2 separate regions of the Homo sapiens genome follow, and region 1 is linked to region 2. Evidence: chromatin contacts called from ENCODE Hi-C or POLR2A ChIA-PET data. All regions are on one chromosome and are shown on one strand. Each heading gives the region's core, a stretch centred on a gene start or an enhancer-like site at or near the end of the contact. The rest is flanking DNA. Distances are from core to core; before and after follow the strand shown. Region 1 holds the start of SKAP1-AS2 (SKAP1 antisense RNA 2). Region 2 holds the start of COPZ2 (coat protein complex I subunit zeta 2).

Region 1 (2,820 bases), core at 240-2,739, 260 kb after region 2:
GAGGTAACAATTTTTCAAATCTAAAGGATTTTGAAGAGGATTGTCACTGCAAACTATAAACTACTGTAAGATTCTTGGTCTAGAACAATCTCTTGTGGATTATTTAGACAATTTTTAAAAAAGCACACTGGGGCAAGTTCATTTTTCTAACTTGAAAATATACGTCGTAAAACTTAATTAAAGGCTCAAACTTAAGAAAGACACATTCATAAAAAATCTACATTTGAGTTAGATTGTGAAATCTATGTAGTTTTCAATATAATATATTAATATCTGTAATCCTTAAGCTGTAATTTTTACAAATATGTTTTCCAAGAGCTGCATAAATTAACTTCTTTATGTATTGTATATGTTATAAATAACTAGAAGGAATTACGTACTTTTATATTCAATAAATAAATACATTTAAAGCTCAGATACTTTCACTAAAATAGATCCACAAAGAAGCTTGGAATGTTCTTCTGTGGTCTTCAGAACTATGTGTGGTGAGCAATTATCAGGAATAATACATGTGTCTGTTTTTGAATTCAGTAAGCCTTCTAAACATTATTTTAAAACTACTCCACAGAGATGATAAAAGGTGTATTAATCACCTAAATGCCTATAAATTGAGATTTAAGGTCAGAGATATTCCCTTAGTTTACTTAAGATATTCCTTGGATATCCCTTAGATATTTCCCTAGTTGTCCCACACGGGCTTGCTTGATCACACATCATATCCTGGTACATACGAGGTTCTGAGTTAGCACTGTGGAATTGGTGTACAAGGCTTACAAGTCAGCTTTTAAAACGTAATAATGATAGCATCTATAATACTATTCTAGTGATTCTATGCTTTTCTTTTTGTTAAAATCATCCCTTATTTTAGGAATAAGCTAAGTAAAGAGGGAACATGGAGTCAGACTGAAATCTACTTCAGGGCTCACCTTTGTCGGATGAACAGTGAACGCTCTGACATTGACATTCACAGCAGCATTGCTGCCGGGTATTGCTATAATTTGCTCTCTATGATTGTTCCTTTAAACAAAAAGCTCTGCGCTCAGCATGCAAAGAAGTTAGAAGTGCGGGAAGGAGGGGGAACCACACATATAAGAGGAGAGAGAGGAAAAAACTGCAGATCAATCATTTATAATTAACAAAAATCCGATTGGTGCTTTAAATAGAGATCAATGTGTTCCAGGCTGCCTGGATTGTGGGGATGTATTCACCTTCTGGTAACTCTCCAAGCAAGCTGTCACACCTACAGAATCACCATTTGTTTTCTTAACAAAGCTTCAGGGGGCGCCAGGCTCTCATTGAAATTTCATTAATCTAATGGAGTAAAGTCCTATAGAAAAAAATCAAATTCTCGTTGGACGAGATGCTACCTGGGAAAGATAACCTCTGTTTGAACTCTCAGACTCGGATCTCTCTGCTATTAGTCTGAGGAAACAGACAGCAACAACGCTGATTACAGCCACCGGCCTCAACAATTTTTTTTTCTAACTAGCAATTTCGAGTGCAAGTGCCACAGTGTCAGCTAAAGAAACACAACTGCGGGTTTTCTGCAGAGCAAAATGGTTCTGAAATGTCACTGAATAGCTCACAAAGGACGCCAATCTACGACAACAGAGACATAAGCATATAGGAGAAAGGGTCCACACATCCTCCTTTCAAAGGTATGTTGTTTACATGCATGTAATTTGTGAAACCCACAGCTATTCAATTCAGGGTTTTCGCAGAAGTCTAAACCAAAATCTGTGTAGAAAGCAATTATCAAGATTCCTCCAAAAGTCACAGAAATTTGGGTGTGGGGAAATTATGACATGTTATACACATAAATAGATGCCCTACATAGTACATGACCTATATAGTATAGTCTTCAAGTTCCCAAGACATCAATTATGGCTGTTACGTGGTGATGATACTTCAGCATCACCTCCATGTGATTTGACTCACAAGTTTTCAAAAGTGGCCTAAATCTGGACATGTCAATATATAGTAGCAACAGTTACTTTGAGAGGAAAATATGGAATGTTGATTCCTTAAAGTTCTTTCCAGGAATGTCCCCATGGCTCATCTGACACATGGTAAGGGTATATGATGGTACACCTATGTGACAAAAAGAGCCAGCATGACAAAGGCTGCATCTATGCCAAAGTAAAATAGCTTTTGGTACTGCTTATTTTTTCCCAACTTAAATGGCTATTTGTAAAAATTTAAATGACTAACAGACCAGTAGTTTTAGGCACAAAAGTCTAAAACAGAGAATGAAACAACCTGTAGAAAGCCCTCTGCTAGACTCTTATATGATCACTATGTTTTGCACGAAGCAACTGGGCAAAGGAAGTTGACTTCAATCGGGCAAGATCACAGTCAAGTTCAGCACTGCTTTCTGATTCCATAGACGTCTAAATCTGGAAGTGACAGTGCAAACCTTACTTGTGTTAAGGAAGAAGACTTATTGTACTTTAAACTAAAAAGAGAAACTAGTAATTTGAACATAAACTACAACTTGTATTTCCTTTCTTTTTAAAGCAGGGACCTAAAAATTGTAGCATATGATAAGGAGAAAAAAGTCATACTTTGAAAAAAGAAAAGGAAGGTCATGACATCCTAGGCAAGCAATTGAAAGGATTCAAAAAATTCTGAGTCCATCTTTAAAGATACTTTTTTTCTTTTACAATAAGCTTGCCGTTTTTCACCTAGGTCACAGAAAGCTTGCTGCAGATCAGGAAATGTCTTCAGTTTCCAAAGCCTCTCATAGCAGTGAGTCACTTCCTCTTTTTTTTTTTTTTCCATTTTCGCTGTTTATGGGTAAACATTGCTCTATTTGGATAT
Region 2 (3,073 bases), core at 49-2,548:
TTTAGAGACAAACCCCAAAGAACAAAAGAACTTGTGTGGGGGTTTGGGGACTAAGACTCCTGGGTCCCAGGCTCAACACTCCACTGACCCATTAGGCAGAACCTTCCCATGCCCAGGTCCAACTGGCCAGTAGCAGGATGATAAGGAAACATTTCAGGGAACATGAGTAGAAATAGAGGAGACCCCTCATTTCAGGGAGCAGCACCTTGACAAGGCAGGAGGATGAGAAGGACCTCTGGAGGGGTCTAAGCTGAGCTGCCCTGAGTCACAGAGATCACAGTGGAGTTTCTCCTGAGACAGGAGTGTCAGCTGAGTGGGAACTGTGTCCCTCATGGGTGGGGTCAGAGGTTACCTTGGCCAGCAGCCGGCGCCCGTCATTATCTAGGATGAAAACAGCCTTGATGGTGTAGAGGGAAGGTTCCTGCAACTGACACCGGAGAGGAGAGTTCCGTTTGGCCCCTGACTCGAGGTGGACACCCTGTGTCTATGGGATCTGCTGGCCCTAGGATACATCCTCAGGCCCCAGCAACCCCAGTCCTCAAGGTCCACAGCTGGTTCTGCCCAGCCCTGTGCCACATGGGCCAACCCAGGTGCCCACTCCACTCCCAGGCAGATGTTCCACTGCAGGCCCCGAGTGGGCGCTGTGCCCGTTGGGTGCAGAAGGTCCTTCCGGGCCCAAGTTCTGTCATGCACTGACTGCTCCAGAGCCCGAGTCGGAGTGTATCACAGAACCTGGGCCGGGGGGGACAGCGGGCCGAGCCTCCTTCTTCCAGCTGATCCCTGGCCGGGCTGGACCTGCGCTATCAGCGCGCCCCCAGGCCCTGGCCCGGGTAGACTCCAGAAGCATGCCCATCACCCACCGGTGATGGGAGCCGAGTCTGGGACGGACAGGCCACTCCTTACCCTCCCCGCGGAATCGCAACTCACCCGCCACCCCCACTCCAAACGGACCCAGAACTTCAGCCCCGCGCCGACGGACTCAGGACAGGCCTCCTCTCCGGTCGGCGCTGGGACGAACTTTTCCTCCCGGGTCCTGGGGCCAGTCAGGGGTGACACAAAGTTCCCAGCCGCCGGGCGCGCGAGTTCTGAGTTGGCTGCTCCCCCTAACCCTGCTCTGTCCCTGCCCAGCTCCCGCCGCCCGGGATCCCCGCGCCCGCCCGCTCCGTACCCGCAGCCCCGAGGGCTCCCCGGCTCGAGCAGGCGGCGCCGGGCCCCCGGCCTGGGCCGCCGCGGCCCCCTCCCCCGGGTGCGGACGTGGCCAGGCCTCGGGCCGCTGCATTCCGCTCGCCGCCTCGCACTGACAGCGCCGCCCGCCGCCTGCCCGCCGCCGCCGCCCCGCCTCCGCGCCGCCCCGCGGCCCCCTCTCGCGCGTGGCCTCCCTTTCCTCGGGGCCCCGTCCTCTTGCTCGTTCTCCCCCATCTCCCCTCCCGCCCTCACCCCACCTCTCCTTCCCCCACTTCTCCTCTCCCTCTCTCCTCCTTGGCTCCTTCCCGAGTCCCTTACATCCCCGAACTCTGCATCCTCAGGGTGCCCCAAGACCAGCCCTCGTCCTGCTTCCTGCCTGCTCTCCGGCCTGTGGCTTTGGTGTGCGCCAGTGTCTATAGGCTGTCCTGGGGCCAGCAGCAAACACAAGCAAAGCCCACTTTTGTCTGTTGACCTCTGGTAGGTACCATGAGGACAAATACGTCAGGTCACCCTTTAGATCTCAGGGACAGGGTCTATAAGCAAGAGCAAATGAGGACAGTTCTGGGGACACCCCTCTGTGAAGAGGCTTTCTCATTCCTCTCTCACTACTTGCAGAAGGCAACCATGGGCCCGGAGACACCTCCCCAGGCTCTCCTAAGTCACAGATATGGCACCATCAGAAGCAAGACAGACGCCCAGCAGCACAAATGCTCCACCAATGACATCGGGCTTTGCAGCATGTTTTGGTTTCTTTGGTCTAAGTCTAACTAAGACAAGCTCTCATTTCAGGGTACACTGGCAAGTGGGAAATTCACATCCCAGTGATATGTTAGTGCTACGTATGCATTTACCGGTAAAAACACTGTGCGTGTATTTTACATTTGACACCTTCACATCCATTATCTAATATAGCCCACACCTGTAAGATAGGCATAATGGACCCTCATTTTAAGCAAAGAGAGACTCAGAGGTTGTGTGACCTTTTCAAGACTATACAGCTAGTTGACTGGGGATAGAACCCAGATTTTTGACTCAAAATTTCTTCCCTATTCTTCTCTTCAAGCCCTCTTATGTTGTGGACCACAGTCACTTACCCTAGATGGTTACAGAATGGGGTTTTCCTCACTGAATGCATCAAGTCTTCTTATCTTCAAGCCTCTGCTGAAATATAATTACCAAAAGGTCCTCCTGACAGCCACCATATCTGACTTGATAGGTCTCTCCTGTCACATTCTCTCAGTTCCTATTTCTTTCTTTCATTGCACTTTTTTCAATCTCTAAATATTATTTTTACTAATATTGCTTGTTTGAGACACGGTCTCACTCTGTTGCCCAGGCTGGAGTGCAGTGACTCGATCTGGGCTCACTGCAGCCTCAACCTCCTGGGCTCAGGCAATCCTCCCATCTCAGTCTCCCGAGTAGCTGGGACCACTGGTGCATGCAACCACTCCCAGGTAATTTTTTATTTTTTTATTTTTTTTATTTTTGTAGAAACAAGGTCTCAAGTCTGGGCTCAATGGCTCACATCTGTAATCCCAGCACTTTGGGAGGCTGAGGTGGGCAGAAGGCTTGAGCCCAGGAGTTCCAGACCAGCCTGGGCAACATGGTAAGATCTAGTCTCTACTAAAACTACAAAGAAATTAGCCAGGTAGGGTGGTGTGACCTGTAGTCCCAGCTACTCAGAAGGCTGAGGTGGGAGAATCACCCGAGTCTGGGGGTTCAAGGCTGCAGAGCCATGATCATGCCACTGTGCTCCAGCCTGGGCAATGGGAGTGAGAATCTGTTTCAAAAAAAAAAAAAAGAAGAAGAAGAAGAAGAGAAAAAGAAAGGAAGAGGAGGAGGAGGGGGAGGAGGGTGATCATGATCAAGGTCTCACTATGTTGCCCAG

Evidence for each region. A loop is a pair of places that touch in the nucleus more often than their neighbours do. ChIA-PET counts read pairs that join two places held with the same protein, here RNA polymerase II (POLR2A). Pooled maps may share reads with other maps.
Region 1: a pooled map shows a loop between it and region 2 (2.2-fold over the local background). The contact joins the promoter of SKAP1-AS2 here to the promoter of COPZ2 in region 2. A Hi-C loop is called at or near these places in 1 of 168 maps with a recorded cell type or tissue (Caco-2), 7 of 37 single-sample maps with no recorded cell type and 11 of 50 pooled maps. POLR2A ChIA-PET finds 5 or more read pairs at or near these places in 1 of 52 experiments (Panc1).

The regions. Positions count from the first base shown.
Region 1 is chr17:48,292,858-48,295,677 of GRCh38, forward strand. It overlaps SKAP1-AS2 (SKAP1 antisense RNA 2), which reads left to right and starts at 1,490. Exons shown (of 2, transcript NR_131240.1): 1 at 1,490-1,658. All of the region lies in intron 4 of SKAP1 (src kinase associated phosphoprotein 1), which reads right to left.
Region 2 is chr17:48,036,499-48,039,571 of GRCh38, forward strand. COPZ2 (coat protein complex I subunit zeta 2) reads right to left here and starts at 1,299. Exons shown (of 9, transcript NM_016429.4): 1 at 1,169-1,299; 2 at 353-427. The coding sequence starts at 1,279. MIR152 (microRNA 152) reads right to left here and starts at 749; the gene lies at 663-749. RefSeq lists an enhancer at 2,416-2,465.